Linked DNA regions of Homo sapiens: region 2 is linked to region 1. The links are chromatin loops, found by intact Hi-C in ENCODE. Cell type or tissue: endothelial cell of umbilical vein. All regions are shown on one strand. Each heading gives the region's core, and the rest is flanking DNA. Links, peaks and the distances in the headings are about the cores only.

Region 1 (8,486 bases), core at 358-8,357:
CTGTCTTGGATCATTTCTCACTGTGGTATTTCTTAGTTCCCTTCAGAGATTGTTGGCTTGAGGAGGCCGATTGTGCCTCATCTGTTTCCATGTACTTCACAACCACTGCTCAACTCTTTGCATTTGATAGGCGAATAAGGGACACTTTTGAGGTCATTGACCCCTGGTCCCTACAAGTGTCCCCACTTCAATCAAGAATGGGTCCAGGAAAGAGAGGTCAAGCCAATGGGTGCGAACACACGATTAGATAGAAGGTATAAGTTTTTTTTTTTTTTTTTTGAGATGGAGTTTCGCCATGTTGCCCAGGCTGGTCTCGAGCTTCTGGCTTCAAGTGATCTGCTTGCCTTGGCCTTTCAAAATGCTGGGATTACAGGCCTGAGGCCACTACACCCAGCCAGAAGGTATAAGTTTTTTTTTTTTTTTTTTTTTTGAGACGAAGTCTCGCTCTGTGGCCCAGGCTGGAGTGCCGTGATGCGATCTCAACTCACCACAACCTCCGCCTTCCGGGTTCAAGCGATTCTCCTGCCTCAGCTTCCTGAGTAGCTGGGATTACAGGTGCGTGCCACCATGCCCAGCTAATTTTGTATTTTTAGTAGAGACGGGGTTTCAACATGTTGGCCAGGCTAGTCTCAAACCCCTGACCTCAAGTGATCCACCCGCCTTGCAGAAGGTATAAATTCTAATGTTCAATGATAGCAGAGTAAGACAAATATAGTCAGCAACAATGTATTGATAAATACTGGAGGTGATGGCTATCCCAAATACCCTGACGTGATCATTAGGGATTCTATCCATGTAACAAAATATCACATGTAGCCCATACATAGGTCAAATATTATATAACAACTAAAAAAAAATAAAAATAGTTCCAGGAGCCAGGTTTGTACCATGTAACCCTGTCCCCCTTTAACCTTTTCCCAAACCTGTGGAACCATGAAACACATGCCTCCTGCCATACCCCTTTCGTATCATTGGTTCTTTTTCCCTGGAACTAATGCCCCTTAAGGAATACATGTAAGGGAGTGTCACTCCTGACTGACTTGTCCAGGTGGTGCTGAATTTGAGGTCACTACATGGGGTATCACAACATATTGACATATTTATTAGGAGGCCATAGGAGATGGGCGACTGACCCACGCTGGACCACTCAGAACCTCTTTCCTGAGAACTTGGAACTAGGAATCAGACTCTTTGGTTCCCATTGGTCTTTTGAACAGGAATAGGTAAGACAGGAGCTGTGGGTCATCATCACCATTTTCTGCTGTGTGCATGGGGAACAGAGGAAAGAGGTCTGCCAGGGAGAAGAATAGAGCAGGTGTGCGGCAGCAGCACTGACGAGCGACCATGTGGCCGGAGTCAGATAGAGGAAGGACGCCTGCCCCGGCACCGGGCGCCTCTCTGGGTACTGGTTCTTACTCTTTGTGAGACCCAGCTGCTCCTCCTGCCTTTGGGTTCTGAGAGCTTGAGAGCTACACCTGAATCCTTACAAATTCATCCTCTTATCCTCTTTGTTTAAGTTAGAGTGGGTTTCTTTTTTTTCATTTTTTTTTTTTTTTTTTGAGATGGAGTCTCACTCTGTCACCCAGGCTGGAGTGCAGTGGCGTGATCTCGGCTCACTGCAACCTCCGCCTCCTGTGTTCAAGCAATTCTCCTGCCTCAGCCTTCCGAGTAGATGGGATTACAAGCATGCACCACTGCACCTGGCTAATTTTTGTATTTTTAGTAGAGATGGGGTTTCACCATGTTGGCCAGGCTGGTCTCGAACTCCTGAGCTCAAGTGATCCACCCGCCTCGGCCTCCCAAAGTGCTGGGATTGCAGGCGTAAGCCAACGTGCCCGGCCTAGAGTGGGTTTCTATTTGCAACCCACTTGAGCCATGACTAAGCAAACTAAGCAAAACAACAACAAAAAAATGGTCCTTGGGTTGAATTCCCAAGTGTTTTTATCAGTATTTCTTACTGACTTTACTTTTAGAATATACCTGGAATATTGACCACTTCTCACCACCTGAGTCACCATCATCTCAATGGGACTGCTGTGATAGCCTCTCACCTGGTCTTCCTTCTCCTCCTGCCTCCCTACAGTCTGTTCTTCACTTAGCAGCCTGGCTCTCTCCCCTCTTTTTTACTTCCTTTCCTGTGCTTTCCCATCCCATTCTGACCAGATTGTTCTAAAAACCATTAGGACAAAGCAAGGCAGGCACCTAGTACACCTGGGAGAGACTGCTGTAGTCCAGAATGGGGTGTCGGAGCCTGAGTGGGGTAAGGAGGGTGTCTATGTAGAAAGACTGCCTGGCATGGGGAGTAGACAGGGAGGAGAAGGCATCTGAGGAGGAGGATGTCAGAGCCTTTGAAAGGTGAGGGACGTATCCACGTGGTGAAAGGGCATGCCCTCGTGTGGGAAGACAGAACCTGGGTGGGAGAGGAGAGTGTGCATGGGGAGGAGAGGCCTGGCGGCGGGTATCATAGTCTATAGAGAGGGAAGAAGTTGTCTACACAGAGGAAAGGCCTGGCATGAAGGATCAGAGTCCATGCAGATAGAGGAACATCCCCATATGGGTGTTAGAGAGATGAAGAGGGTGTCCACGCAAGAGGGCAGCTGGGCACAGAGAGTCAGAAGGTGAGAAGCGTGTCCAGGGCAAAGGATGATGATGGCAGATGGGTGACAGCAGGGAAAGTCATCAAAAAGTACATATATTAGGAATAATGGGAGCCAGATTTCTCAGAGTCAGAGAAGGGAGTTACAATCACGGAGAGGAACAGAACCTAAGTGAACCCTGTAATGTCGTGTTGGAATTGAGATCTATATCAGAACTCATGGCTTTCAACACATAGGTAGATGGATGAATAAATAAAACGAGATAGCAATGTTCACTAGCTCTGAGGGCCTGGGAAGAGTGACACACCTCACTAGCAATGAACACATCCAGCACCCAGATCTTCTAAATACCATTTTCCAATAGCAGGAACTAGGGCTCCTTGCAGAAATGACTGATTCCCATATTAAGGCATAGAAAGTGTAAGAAAAGCCTAGAAGATCCTGTTGTGTCAGAAAGCAAAAAAGTGCTAAAAAAAAATGATGAGGATATGTCAACACAGAAGCCAACTTGAAGGGGCTTCTATTAAGCAAAGCTGGGACAATTTAAACACCAAAATAAATTATGGTAGTAATGGTTATAACCCATTGACTGATTTAGGAAACCATGACTCCACACTAATATAAATAAATAAATATTTACATAGTTTCAGATAGTCTCTCCAGAAAGCATCTATTAATTTCAAGGGGGAAAAGGGTAACTTTTCAGTGAAGAAGTCTGGCAGACATCACCTTAATCAAGTGATCAAAGTGAACGTCATCAGCAATGGGACAAATGGAAAGCAAGGCAGGAAATGCGCTAATAGGATGTGGGAAGAACACAGCATCACTTCTCTGATATTCTTGCCAAAGATGCATAACCAGGATTGAGTCATGAGGACTAAGTTGAAAGACATTCCATGAGAAACTGACCTGTGATCTTCAAAAGTGTCAAGGCCATGAAGGCTAAGGAACTGTTTCACATTGAAGGAGACTGAAGAGATATGATGACTAAATGCAATGTGTGATTCTGATCTGTCTCTAGGCCAGCTGGGGCTCCGCTGCTCTCTGCTAGCATCTGTGGGTCTTGGCTCCAGGTTGTGGCTGAGTTGAGGTCTGTACCACATGTCTTTCATCCCCCTTGGATCAGCAGATACCTGAGGCATATTCTTTTTATTTTTCAGTTTTTGAGACGGAGTCTTGCTCTGTCACCCACGCTGGAGTGCAGGGATTGCAGGCGCATGCCACCATGCCTGGCTAATTTTTGTATTTTTGTAAAGACAGGGTTTCACCATGTTGGCCAGGCTGGTCTCGAACTCCTGACCTCAGGTGATCCACCCGCCTCGGCCTCCCAAAGTTCTGGGATTACAGGAGTGGGCCACTGCGCCCGGCCACCTGAGGCATATTCTATTCATGGCCAAAAAGTAGGGCAAGCCCAACTGCACAATCATATTTCAAGTTTCAGCTCACTTCACATCTGAAATCTGTAATTAGCATTTAACACAAGTCACAAGGCCAAGCCCCAATTCAAGGGTGAATGGCACACTTTGCCCTCCCATGACCATGGCAAAGGTATGGATGTGTGATACTGCTGCAACAGGGCAGTGAAGTATTGAGATTGATGATTCAACCTACTACACTCTCTGTGTCCCTTAGACTTTTTTGAGCATACTGTACAGTCTGGGAATTCCTATGTTGGGTACGTGTTAGTGCCAAGTATACTGCTGAACCCAAGGAAAGTGCTTATCTTGACTAATTGATTGTTGTCAAATGTTTCTCTATCCTTGTTGGGGGAAGAGACTAAAACCACTGCATCAATGCTCCCTATCTACATTGGTTCCAGGCAGCCTTCCTACAATTTGGACCTACTTCCTAAAATGTAAGATATGCAAACTTTTTGAATCATCAGCTTAATTTTTCTGGAGAACTAATTATAGATATGGTTTAAAAAACAAACAAATATGAACAAGAGTGCTTATTATAGCATGGTTTGTTAGAGGAACAAAGTGGACCTTCCCAAAGGTCTCATATAGGAGAGAGGCTAAATCACATTGCCATTTTCATGGTGGTTAAAAAGAATAAAGAATGAAGTATCATTATGTATTCTCAACAGTTCAATTAGAGCAGTAGAACCACTAGGAGGTACAGTGTGTGTGTGTGTGTGAGAGAGAGAGAGAGAGAGAAAGAGAGAGAGAGACGGAGAGGAAGAGAGAGAGGGAGACAGAGAGAGAGAGAGATGGGGATTTGACTTTAAGCAATCGGGGAGCTGGCTAAACTGTCTTGGGAAGGCTGTTACCTTCTCATCTGACACTGGAGCTTGGCATCCACACGGCAGGAAGAGAAGAGGGATGTAAGTAGGGAAGAGTGAGAACCAGCAGGAGCCCACAAGATCCACAGGAGTCTCTCTCCACCTCCAACTTGTTGGTACAAGTGTCCTGCGGGAGCAGCTGACCTCTTCCTTCATCACAAAGCCAAACACACACCTGGCGCAGGAGATGGAGCTGCTGAAGGAGGACACAGGGCAGGTGGAGCAGCTGCAGCCGTCAAATGAGCAGCAATACAGGATATCCAAATCTCAGCCTAAACGTCTCTTGGTCCCCCCTAACTGGCCATATACAGGGAAGACAGAATCCAGCCTTCCCAAATGGATGCATTCCAATGCCACCACACTGCTAATATGGAAAGATTTCCAAGATATATTTATGTGTAAGAAATGCAAGTTTCAGGGCTGGGTGCGGTGGCTCATGCCTGTAATCCCAGCACTTTGGGAGGCCAAGGCGGGTGGATCACCTGAGGTCAGGAATTCAAGACCAGCCTGGCCAACATGGCGAAACCCTGTCTCTACTAAAAATACAAAAATTAGCCAGGCATGGTGGTGCGCGCCTCTTATCCCAGATACTCGGGAGACTGAGGCATGAGAATCTCTTGGATCTGGGAGACGGAGCTTGCAGTGAGCCAAGATCGTGCCACTGCACTCCAGCCTGGGTGACAAAGTGAGACTCTGTCTCAAAAAAAAAGAAAAAGAAAAAAGAAATGCAAGCTTCAGGCTATTATGGAGAATATGTTTTTATGCTGCCGCAAAAATTATTTTTATCTGTACACATATAGGTAGGTACATACATAGAGACAGATTTGGAAAGATAAACACTGACCATGGTCACCTCCAGAAAGGGACTGGAACTGGGGAAGAGGGTGTCAACGGGACTTTGTGTTTATCTGGATTCAAGTGCAATTGAAGGCAAACATAAAAAGCAAAAAGAAAATCCCCTCTGTGTTAGTGTCTTCTCAAGTCAGGGGTGTTTTACTTCTCTGCGAGGACCCTCATTTTTAGTTCTTTCAAAATGAGCAATGAAGTAGATTTCAAGACACTGTGAGGTGTGTGTAGATGGTCAAAGGGTTGTTCTTGTGGTTTTCTTTCTTCTCCGTTTCAAATTGTTAACAGTACAGCGAAGCTTTACCACATTGCTTTGGCCTTTTGCTCCTGAGAGGTGGGTGAACCCCCAGGGCTCCGCCTGCAGCCAGTTGGGCATTGGGGGAGGGGTGGTGACCCCTCCTGGGCAGAAATCAGCAGAAGTGATGATGTCCAGTTGGAATGCCAGGACCTCCTGCAGGGGTTGAGGAGGCAAGTCCCTCTGCTTTCTCAATAGTGATGCTACGTGCCAGATATTCCTTCTAAGAACTTTGCTAGTGTCATGGACTCCAGCTGGGGCACTACTGGGAGCCTGCCCTCTGTGGATGGCACATGCAGATCTCTGGGGTTTATGCAAGAATAGTCACAACGATTTTTCAAGAGAGAGAAACAAATAGATGATGAGCCTCAAGAGGCTTCCAGCCTGTTAAAAGTGACTCCATGAGGCCCCTCCCCAACCCCACACTGTGTCTCCAGGCCCAGAAGACAGCCTCCCGGATGGGGCTACCCCAAGAGTCCCACCTTTTCCCAGAGCCTCTCATTCTCCCGTCTTCTAGGAAGCCTTCAGGGGCTTTCTCCATTGAGAAGGTCTCTCCCTTCTCTTTTTTCTGTTAAAATCCCAACCATACTTCAAATCTCTCCAGAAGTTTCTCATCAGCCACAAGGATTTTCATTTTCCATCATCACCCAGCTCTCCCTTAAGGCAAGACATGGTACCCAGCCCGGTGCTCTCAGCAGGGAGCTTCTAGCTGTTGTTCCCACAGGGGTTGTCCTGCCTGAGCCCATGGCCTCCCTAGGGGAGCCCAATCTGGGGGCCAGGTGAGATGAGGGCACCAGGGCCTGGCCACTTCAGCCTGGCAAGGGTAACTCTGCTGCAACATTTGCTCCAGAGCTCTGCACTGGGCTGGCCACGCATTTGACAGGTCTGCATTGCAGCTTGGCTTTTCCCTCTGCCTACATCTGTTCCCGTGCACCTCTTTCCTTTCACAGTTATTGATCTCTAGTAAACATCATGCACCCTCAACTCCATATCAGCCTCTGCCTTCTGGAGAACCCAATTTGTGATAGTTGGTACAAGGAATGGTCCCAGAAAGCAGTTGACAGGTGGGTTTTGGAACTGGACCAGTTATCACGGGGCCAGCATTAAGAGGGGTGAGGCACAGCAGCCCCTGGGTCAGGGCAGTGGCCCAACTATGGATTCCCCTGGTGAGGAAGGAGGGGGAAACGCACTAGTAGGTGTTATGCATGAGGTATTTGAGAGGTCTGGCGTTCACAGTTGCTTTAAGGATAGGGTATGGGATAGAAAGTTGATGTCCTTCAGAAAAAGAACAGACAGCTGAGGGCCATAACAGGCAACTGAAAGGCAGTTGTGAAGCCAGAGGGCCTTTTTGTTTGCATACAAAGAAATTCTAACCTCCTACAGCACAGGGCAGGATGAAATGCCCATTGAAGCAGTTTCATTATACCAAGGTTAAGGCCCTGGTGGGTAAAACCTGGCTGTGATATATATGTGTGATGGAGACATCTATATGGATGCTCCAGAAGCCTGTGAATTCCCAGACTCAGCTGACCCTTCCGAGCATGCAGAATGGCCCACCGACACGAGTGGGAGCTAGCACTGTCCCTGTGCTGGAGATCACTGCAAAGGCCATTCTCCTGAAGTGTCTCTCAGGAAGTGCTCCCACCTCCCCTCCTGGCCACTAGGCCTAAAAATAAGGTTAGGTCACAGCATGATCCAGCTGGGTGTGCAATGCCCCTGATACGGGAGGAAAGGGATCATTCCCCAGGGGTTGCAGGACCAAGCCAGACGGCAGCACACACAGGGACCAGGGGAGTGCGCAGGGGCCTGGACTGAGACTGTCGATCAGAGGACCAGAACATCGCAGCACACAGGGAAGAGCTTTCCTGAGATGCAGCATCCAGGGAGATGGCACTAACTGGGCATCACTACTAGGATGCCCCAGAGGTGCGGAGAAAGTGACCATCCTGCCGAGCAAAGGTGAAATGCCAGAATTGCTGTGGCAGTTGGTGGAGGAAAGGATTAAAAGGCTCAAGGCGATGAGTGTGCCAAAATGGATAGGCTATGGGCAGCCGGAATGTCTGTCTATTCATACGGTCCATGAAAGGGCTCAGAGGACACAATGTGTTGGTGAGAAGGGCACCAGCATCACTAAAATGTTCAGTGGTGGCTCTCCTCTGCAGGCCAGGGCTGAGGGCAAAGATGCTGCTATGGAACTTGGCTCCCGACTGGGCGCGGTGGCTCACGCCTGTAATCCCAGCACTTTGGGAGGCCTAGGCGGGCAGATCACCTGAGGTCAGGAGTTTGAGACCAGCCTGGCCAACATGGTGAAACTTCCTCTGGGTTTCCAGAAAGAAAAGTGGCTGGGTTTCCAGAAAGAAGAACCCTGTATTACCATGGTATGTAAAACTCCTGTTGCTGGCATGTGATACCCCTGTGCTTTCCCCCAACAGGACCTATGGCCATTTATTTAGGTCACTCTGCA
Region 2 (8,486 bases), core at 368-8,367, 49 kb after region 1:
GTCTCCCATGGAAACTCTGGCTGGGAGGCAGACACGGAAGACCCTACCAGGCTGCGCCACCCAGTCCCTGCCAGAAAACTCTTGCCCAGAAAATCACCTTTGAGGCCAGGCGTGGTGGCTCACTCCTGTAATCCCAGCACTTTGGGAGGCTGAGGCAGGCGGATCACAAGTTCAGGAGTTCAAGATCAGCCTGGCCAAGATGGTGAAACCCTGTCTCTACTAAAAATACAAAAATTAGTTGGGCATGTGCCTGTAATCCCAGCTACCTGGGAGGCTGAGGCAGGAGAATCATTTGAACCTGCAGTGAGCTGAGACTGCACCGCTGCACTCCAGCCTGGGCGACAGAGCGAGACTCCGTCTTTAAAAAAAAAGAAAAAGAAAAGAAAATCACCTTTGAGGTGTGACAGAAATCTGGCAGGGGAAGAAGGGACACGTAGGCCCACAAAGTCTTTCTCAGCCCCCACACTCTGCCTGGCTAGAAAGCCAGGGTGTATCAGCTTGGCTTAACAAACCAAGTAGGAGTTACCAGCCTGTGAAAGAACTTTTACAAGATGAATGAACTGGGCAGGAAATGCCCAGTTGCCTGCCTTTCTCCCTCCTTCCTTCCATCTTTTCTTCCTTAATTTTTTTCGGGGGTGGGTGTGGGGTGGTGGACAGAGTCTCACTCTGTTGCCCAGGCTGGAGTGTAGTGGCGCAATCTCAGGTCACTGCAACTTCCACCTCTCTGGTTCAAGAGATTCTCCTGTCTCAACTTCCCGAATAGCTGGGAATACAGGCGTGTGCCACCATGCCCAGCTAATTTTTGTATTTTTAATAGAGATAGGGTTTTGCCACGTTGACCAGGCTGGTCTCAAACTTCTGACCTCAAGTGATCAGCTCGCTTCGGCCTCCCGAAGTACTGGATTACAGGCGTGAGCCACCGCGCCAGGCCTCTTCCTTGCTTTTTAAATTTTCTCTTCTTTCTCTTTCCCCTCTTTTCTCCCCTCCTTTCTGAAATTTCTTCCTCTTCCCTCCCTTCCTACCTTCTCCTTTCCTTTCCTTTCTCTGTCCTTCCCCTGCTTTCCTTCTGTCTCTTAATTCTATCCTGGAAAGAGATCTCCAAGCATCCCTCTCCTTTAATCTTTCAGGGCACATACTCCCCGACTTATGATGGTTGAACTTATGATTTTTTTTAGTTTACGGTGACGCAGAAGTGTCACGCATTCAGTAGAAACTGTACTTCGAGTACCCATACAACCATTCTGTTTTTCACTTTCAGTACAGTAGTCAATAAGTTGCATGAGGTATTCAACACTTTGTTATAAAATAGGCTTTGTGTGAGATGATTTCACCCAACTGTAGGCTAATGTAAGTGTTCTGAGCACTGTAAGTGTTGAAGGTAGGCTAGGCTAAGCTATGATATTTGGTAAGGTTGGTGTGTTAAATGGGTTTTCCACTTACGACATTTTCAACTTACAGTGGGTTTATCGGCAGATAACTGCATTGTAAATCAAGAAGCACCTGTATATCCAGCTCAGTATAAGCACTGAGGTTGGAGGATTTAACAAGCCACAGCTCAAGGATTACAAAGGATCTTTCCCCTTCACAAACTCCACCTCTGGGTGAGATTTCAAGATGGCCAGAGTTGAACCTGTCATATCTCAACCCCAAACGCTTTCCTTCTTCTCCAAGACTGAGGAGCAGGGTCTTTGTGGAGCCTACGCAGCAGGCTAAGGATGCGAACACCTAAGAGAAATGGAATTTGGGGTCATAAGTCAAGTAGCATATTCTATGTGGAAGAATTATTTCAGAGTTAACAGAGAATTTTTTTTTGGTTTGGTTTTAAAGTGGTTTACATCTATAAGACTTCTGGGAAAGGGACAGATTCCCAACGTGTAAAATATGAAATTTTCAAAGTCAACATTCCTAATGCCCAAATACACTTTAGGACTATGAAAACTTCATGTACAATGATATGTTGTTATGAACTAAATCGTACTGAACAGTTAGTTGTAAGAGGGCATTTCATGTTTTATTTTTATTTCCATGCGCGGTTTATTTTTGCTCTGACATTTTGTTATAATTTCTTCCTACAGTAGGTGAAGTGCTTGGGAAGTTAATTTAAACCAGCCTGACTCTCTGTGTGTTTTTTAATATTTGTTTAAGCTTTTATTGAGCTTGTCAGGCAAGTCAGTGTGCAAAAATGCAGCCGAAAACCCCTTTTCCCTTCTGCGGTGCCTGCCCATTAATACTAGGTGGTGACAACAAGATTCGCGCACACTTCAAATGGGGGATTATTCTGGGTTTTCAAGGAAATTTGAGCCACCTGTTTCAGAAACCTCTTAGTGACTTAGCAAGATGATGAAGGGTGTCTCCCCACTCAGCCGTCACTCAGAGTTCCGCCTCCTCTGGCTCCTTCAGACTCGGCCGGGCCCTGCAGGGGCAATTTGCAGCCCTGGTTGGACGCCTGAGCTCCAAGTTGTCCTCCCAGCTTGTGGCTTGGCCTCAGCCTGGGCCAGAGAAACAGCTGCCATCTCTCTGCCTGTGGGGAACTTTCCAGATCCACAGCAGGCTGGCTTTCCCCTGGGTTTGGGCTGCCCAGTCTGGAGCTGTTTATCATGGACAGCAGAACGACATGGGATCACCTTTGAGGAAGTGAGTTGTGAGAGCCAATTGTGCGGCCTACGTGTCGGGGAGCCACGCTGCCCACAAAATTTGGCCAAGGAGGGAAACAGAAAGTCAACATTTTCCAGCAGACTGGGAAGGCGGCTGGGTATTTCTGGAGCCCAGGACTCTCTGGTAAAATGGTCCTTGTGGTGGTGAGAGGCAAAAAAAGGTGGTAGTGGCGGGGGGGGGGGGGGCACAATCAGATCTCTACTCAGCTCAGGAAAGGCCTCTTAACACAAGCAAGAGGTTTCCCTGGCACACAATCCCAGTGCTCCACACTGACCAGGAATCTCACCAAACCTAACCCCAGGAGCAGACTAGAACCAGGGTGCCATGGCTGGAAGGAGCCTTAGCGATGATTTAGACCAGGGGCCCTCCAAGTGTGGGCTTGGGTCCTCTGCATCAGCAAGTCCTGGGAACTTGTTAGAAATGCAGATTCTCAGGCCCCAACCCAGACCTGCTGGGCCAGAAACTCCAGGGGTAGGAACCAGCAGCATGTGTTGTCACAAGCCCTCCAAGTGCTGGTGCTGCAGGGCACAGTTTGATCATCACTGGGAAGGCTCTAAGCTTTCAATCAGTGGGGAAACTGAGGCCTGGGGTGAGGTGGGAGGAAGGAAAGTAACGCATTCATCACCGGTTTGTTTGTGGCGGAACCAGAACAAGTTCTGCCAGGCTAGGTTTCCTCCTGCCCCTTCTTCTCCTGCCAGTTTAGAGAGGAGAAGGCTCTAATGTCTGAAATCCCACCAATTGATGGCAGTTGATCTGGCTCTTCTCTCCCTCTGCTGACCTTATACCCATCTGCAAACTTCAGGAGGACTCTGTACCACCTCTCATAGTGGGCATGTTGATAATTCAGACTTTCACTTTTCAGTCAATGTTGTGAATAAGCAAGCTAGAAGAATGACCTTTGATTTTGATAAATGACCAGGTCTTTCACAAGTTGAGTTAGCTAAGTGTTCCTGCCCTGCTGCACTCCCTTCTAAATGAGGGCTCTATGCCTGCCACCCCTGCTAAGTGGACAACACCTTCTGCTCCATGGGACAATGCTCCATGGTCACTGATATTGATGGCAGGGGGACAGAGCCCTGACTGAGAGGAGGGGGCAGCCACAGGCTAGCTAAGAATCTCCAAGGCCCATAGACTTGAAAAGATGATCTGGGCCAATCAAATTCCTCCCCTGGGAGTTTAGAATTGGGAAACTCAGAGGCTGGGGCCATTAGCAATGGAAACCAAAGCTGAAAGGCCATTTGGGGAATTGCATGATGTAGATGGGGCCTGGGTAGTCCTGAGGAGCTTGGTGCAAGCTGAGGACAGACAAAGTAAGTGGAGGAAGGTTGGCAGTGGAAAAAGAGCAGAGAAGAAAGAGAGAGAAACAGAAATCCCACAAGGAAAACCTGTGGGATTTAGCTTTCTTGAGGCCTGATTTTTCTTTTTCTTTTTTTTTCCAGATGGAGTTTCGCTCTTGTTGCCCAGGCTGGAGTGCAATGGCACGATCTCGGCTCACTGCAACCTCCACCTCCTAGGTTCAAGCAATTCTCCTGCCTCAGCCTCCTGAGTAGCTAGAATTACAGGCATGTGCCACCATGCCCGGCTAATTTTATATTTTTTATTTATTTTATTTTATTTATTTATTTATTTTGAGATGGAGTCTCACTCTGTCACCCAGGCTGGAGTGCAGTGGCTCGATCTCGGCTCACTGCAAGCTCCGCCTCCTGGATTCAAGCAATTCTCCTGCCTCAACCTCCCAAGTAGCTGGGACTACAGGCGCCCGCCACCACATCCGGCTAATTTTTCGCATTTTTAGTAGAGACGAGGTTTCACTGTGTTAGCCAGGATGGTCTCGATCTCCTGACTTTGTGATCCGCCTGCCTTGGGCTCCCAAAGTGCTGGGATTACAGGCATGAGCCACCGCGTTGGCCGAATTTTGTATTTTTAGTAGAGTCGGGGTTTCACCATATTGGTCAGGCTGGTCTCGAACTCCTGACCTCAGGTGATTCACCCACCTCAGCCTCTGAAAGTGCTGGGATTACAGGCGTGAGCCACCACGCCTGGCCAAGGCCTGATTTTTCTGTAGCTCATGCCCTTGGCATCTAGCACATTTCCTGTTACGTTCTGACCACAAACAGAGCTAACCTGGGTGGGCCTCTGTTCCTAGCAACCCAAGGTACTACATCAGGGCTTGGCAACATTTTCTATAAAAGGGCAGATAGTAAACATATTAGACTTGCCAGCTGCGTGGTCTCTGTTGACACTACTCAATGCCACCTTCCTAAGGCAAAAGCAACCATAGACAATATGGCAATAAATGGGTATGGCTGTGTTCCAATAAAACTTTATTCTCAAAAATAGGTGACTTTGCTTGTCCCCTTCAAGCAGAAAAATAAATAAGTTAAAAAAAAAAAACCCACAGGTGACCATCTCACTGGCCAAGGTTTGCTGACTCCTGTGCTGGATTAAAATCTAAGTGTGGCCGGGCGCGGTGGCTCACGCCTGTAATCCTAGCACTTTGGGAGGCCAAGGAAGGCAGATTGCCTGAGCTCAGGAGTTGGAAACCAGCCTGGGCAACACGGTGAAACCCTGTCTCTACTAAAAATACAAAAAAATTAGCTGGGCATGGCAGCATGTGCCTCTAGTCCCAGCTACTTGGGAGGCTGAGGCAGGAGAACTGCTTGAACCTGGGAGGCAGAGGTTGCAGTGAGCCGAGATCGCACCCCTGCACTCCACACTCCAGCCCGGGTGATGGAGTGAGACTCCATCTCCAAAAAAAAAAAAAAAAAAATTTAAGTGTGGCAGCCCGGGGTGTGGTGGTTCACGTCTGTAATCCCAACACTTTGGGAAGCCGAGGCGGGAGGATCACCTGAGGTCAGGAGTTTGAGACCAGGCAGGCCAACATAGTGAAACCCTGTCTCTACTAAAAATACAAAAAAAATTAGCCAGGCGTGGTGGCGCATGCCTGTAATTCTAGCTACTCAGGAGGCTGAGGCAGGAGAATTGCTTGAACCCAGGAGGCAGAGGTTGCAGTGAGCCGAAATCATGCCACTGTACTCCAGCCTGGGTGACAGAGCGAGACTCCATCTCAAAAAAACAAACAAACAAAAAACAAACAAAAAAAACCTTAAGTGTGGCAAAGACTACCTCCTTTCCATCCCCATCCACTTAAGTCTAGTCCAGGTCTCATGTGACTGTGGAATTTTTTTTTTTTTTTTTTTAGACAGAGTTTCACTCTTGTTGCCTAGGCTGGAGTGCAATGGCATGATCTTGGCTTACTGCAACCTCTGCCTCCCGGGTTCAAGTGATTCTCTAGTCTCAGCCTCCCAAGTAGCTGGGATTACAGGCGTGCACCACCACACCTGGCGGATTTTTTGTAGTTTTAGTACAGATGGGGTTTCATCATGTTGGCCAGGCTGGTCTCGAACTCCTGACCTCAGGTGATCCAACCACCTTGGCCTCCCTCCCAAAGTGCTGGGATGACAGGTGTGAGCCACCACACCCAGCCTAGATCTTAATCTTAAGGCTGAGTGGAGTATGGGCCATACATTCCCTCTGTATCCTCTCTTCTCTTAGTACTCTGCCACTTCTCAGGCTGGCCAGCTACCTCTGGAGTTATGGTAAAAACTCCAAACCCAAAAGTTTATAAGAACCAGGATTATCCAGTCAACAAACTAACATACACACAAAGTATCTGCAAAGCGAGAACATCCTCTAAGCTCAGCTTTAATGAACTATGTGAAATTTTACAAACAGGAAATCTGGAAGGAAACCTTATAATTTTGACATATGAAAAATCAAATAAAATACTTAAGTTACATTTAGATAATGATGAATGTAAAATAGGGTTGACAACAGAGAGTGGTGGAGACTGTGGTAAACTGGTAAGATTCTGCCCTGTCTAAAGTCAGTGCTAGCCAGTACTTAGCTTTGGTTCATTGTACCCTTTGGGGATGCAACCTGTCTGATGTCAGATTTTCCAATTCTTGGGTATCTGAATTTTTTAAAAAGTAAAACCTCTTTGTTTTTTAATATTAGCAACTAATTTAAATTTGGGGAACATTTGGTTTTGTTTTTTTTGAGATGGTGTCTCGCTCTGTCACCCAGGCTGGAGTACAATGGCATGATCTTGGTTCACTACAACCTCCACTTCCCGGGTTCAAGCAATTCTTCCTGCCTCAGGCTCCCGAGTAGCTAGGATTACAGGCAGCCGCCACCACACCCAACTAATTTTTGTATTTTTACTAGAGACGGGGTTTTGCCATGTTGGCCAGGCTGGTCTTGAACTCCTGACCTCAGGTGATCCGGCCCCCTTGGCCTCCCAAAGTGCTGGGATTACTGGCATGAGCCACCGGGCCCAGGCTGGTTTTTTTGAAAAACGTCCACAAGTCAGATTCAACCCATGAGACTCTCAGAGCCAATTCACCCTTTTGTCTTTATCCACATTGGAGTGAGCTTCCTTTGGCATATTTACCTCACTCCTCGGAGAAGGAAGGCCCTGCAGTTATCTCCGAATTCTTGAGAAGGAAACTGAGTCCAGAAAGAGTGGGTACCTTGCCTATCACTCACTGGGTCAGGACCAGAGCCGAGCGGCAGCCACGCCGACTCCAGGTTTCCACTTGAGGGAGGCCTGCCCTGTGTTTGAAGCTTCGGCTGGTCTTCCCAGCATTTCTCTCCACTCACTCGCGCTCCCACATCTGGGCTGTGCTCACAGTGGTATCCGCCTGTGGTTGCTGCAGTTGGCAGGAAGGGCTCTGAGAAACCAAAAGACTTGGGTATATTTAATAAGTCAGAATATGAGCTGGAGTTTAATCCTGTGACACAAACAACTCTCAGCTGGCCCCTCCAGCACGTGTTGGGAAATGGACCTTTCTCTGGTCCTCATACAGAGTCCCTCCAACGTGAATCACAGGTTGTTTATTCAAATTAAGGAATATATTTTCTTCCTGAGGGCATGGTAGGAAGAAATATGCTATTTGCAAAACAAGAGTTACAAGCAAGACTTCAGGAAGAGAGAGATTAAAAAACAGGGACACGGCTTCTGGAAGTGTTTGTGGGTGTTCTTTTTCTAGAGGCTCTCAGGGATGCACTAGCTCAGGGCAGCTGGTTGGGGAGTGGGGGACAGGGCTGCATCCTTTGAGGATCCCTTCCAGAAAATGTCAGCCTTGGGTAAAGATGGAAGCCAAGTCCAGATGGTTTGAATGTAGCTGCTCCTCTGAGAATATGTTTCTGGCTATATTCCTGAGCCAAATGAAAGTGGTTTTTGGATTATCCAGTGTTTTATTTTAATTCAAGCCTCATCTTCCATTAGTCCAAGCCAACCCATCGTTACCAGCATTTGTTCTGTAATTGTGAGTCATCAATCTATTTCTCTATGGCCAATGGGAGTAGTGGTGGTGTTTGGTGTCAAATAGTTGGAGTTCTAATCCGAACTACCATTATTAGCCATGTCATTCTGGCAAATTACTTAATCTCCTTGTGCCTCAGTTTTTCCATGTGTAGAATGAGAACAATCATAGTATCTACTTCATTAGGTTCTTGTGAGATTAAAATGAGAAATGTATTCATTTATTCCTAAGTATTCACTTAACACCTGCTTTTAAGTGCTGGCAATAGAGAACTAGACAGGCAGTGCTCCTGCTCTTGAAATGTGAACATTCTCCAGTGTGCTCAGCAAATAATAGGTACTATTATTGTTGTTGTGCTGTTGCTATTGGTGTTCTTACCACCCAACTCATGGGGAGGGAGAGAGATCTAATCCTAACCTGTGGCTCAGTTTTTCTGAATATGCATGGTCTGAAAGATTCGGCCTGGCACAGTGGCTCTTGCTTGTAATCCCAGCACTTTGGGAG

Evidence for each region. Peaks named below come from ENCODE experiments on the same cell type or tissue, not always from the same donor. Only the 100,000 strongest peaks of a DNase experiment are listed, where the experiment ranks them.
Region 2: a loop joins it to region 1, with 6 times the contacts of the local background. A loop is called at or near these places in 6 of 110 quality-filtered maps.

Annotation. Positions count from the first base shown.
Region 1 is chr5:142,198,209-142,206,694 of GRCh38, forward strand. No RefSeq gene overlaps it. Among named protein-coding and RNA genes, the nearest start is that of NDFIP1, 94 kb to the left of the region's middle. RefSeq lists enhancers at 2,900-4,099, 7,497-7,997. In endothelial cell of umbilical vein, for the core only: no CTCF peak of the experiment used is centred there; DNase peaks (open chromatin) are centred at 3,453 and 4,253; H3K27ac peaks cover 3,314 bases.
Region 2 is chr5:142,246,767-142,255,252 of GRCh38, forward strand. No RefSeq gene overlaps it. Among named protein-coding and RNA genes, the nearest start is that of SPRY4-IT1, 67 kb to the right of the region's middle. RefSeq lists an enhancer at 1-458. In endothelial cell of umbilical vein, for the core only: no CTCF peak of the experiment used is centred there; a DNase peak (open chromatin) is centred at 4,785; H3K27ac peaks cover 911 bases.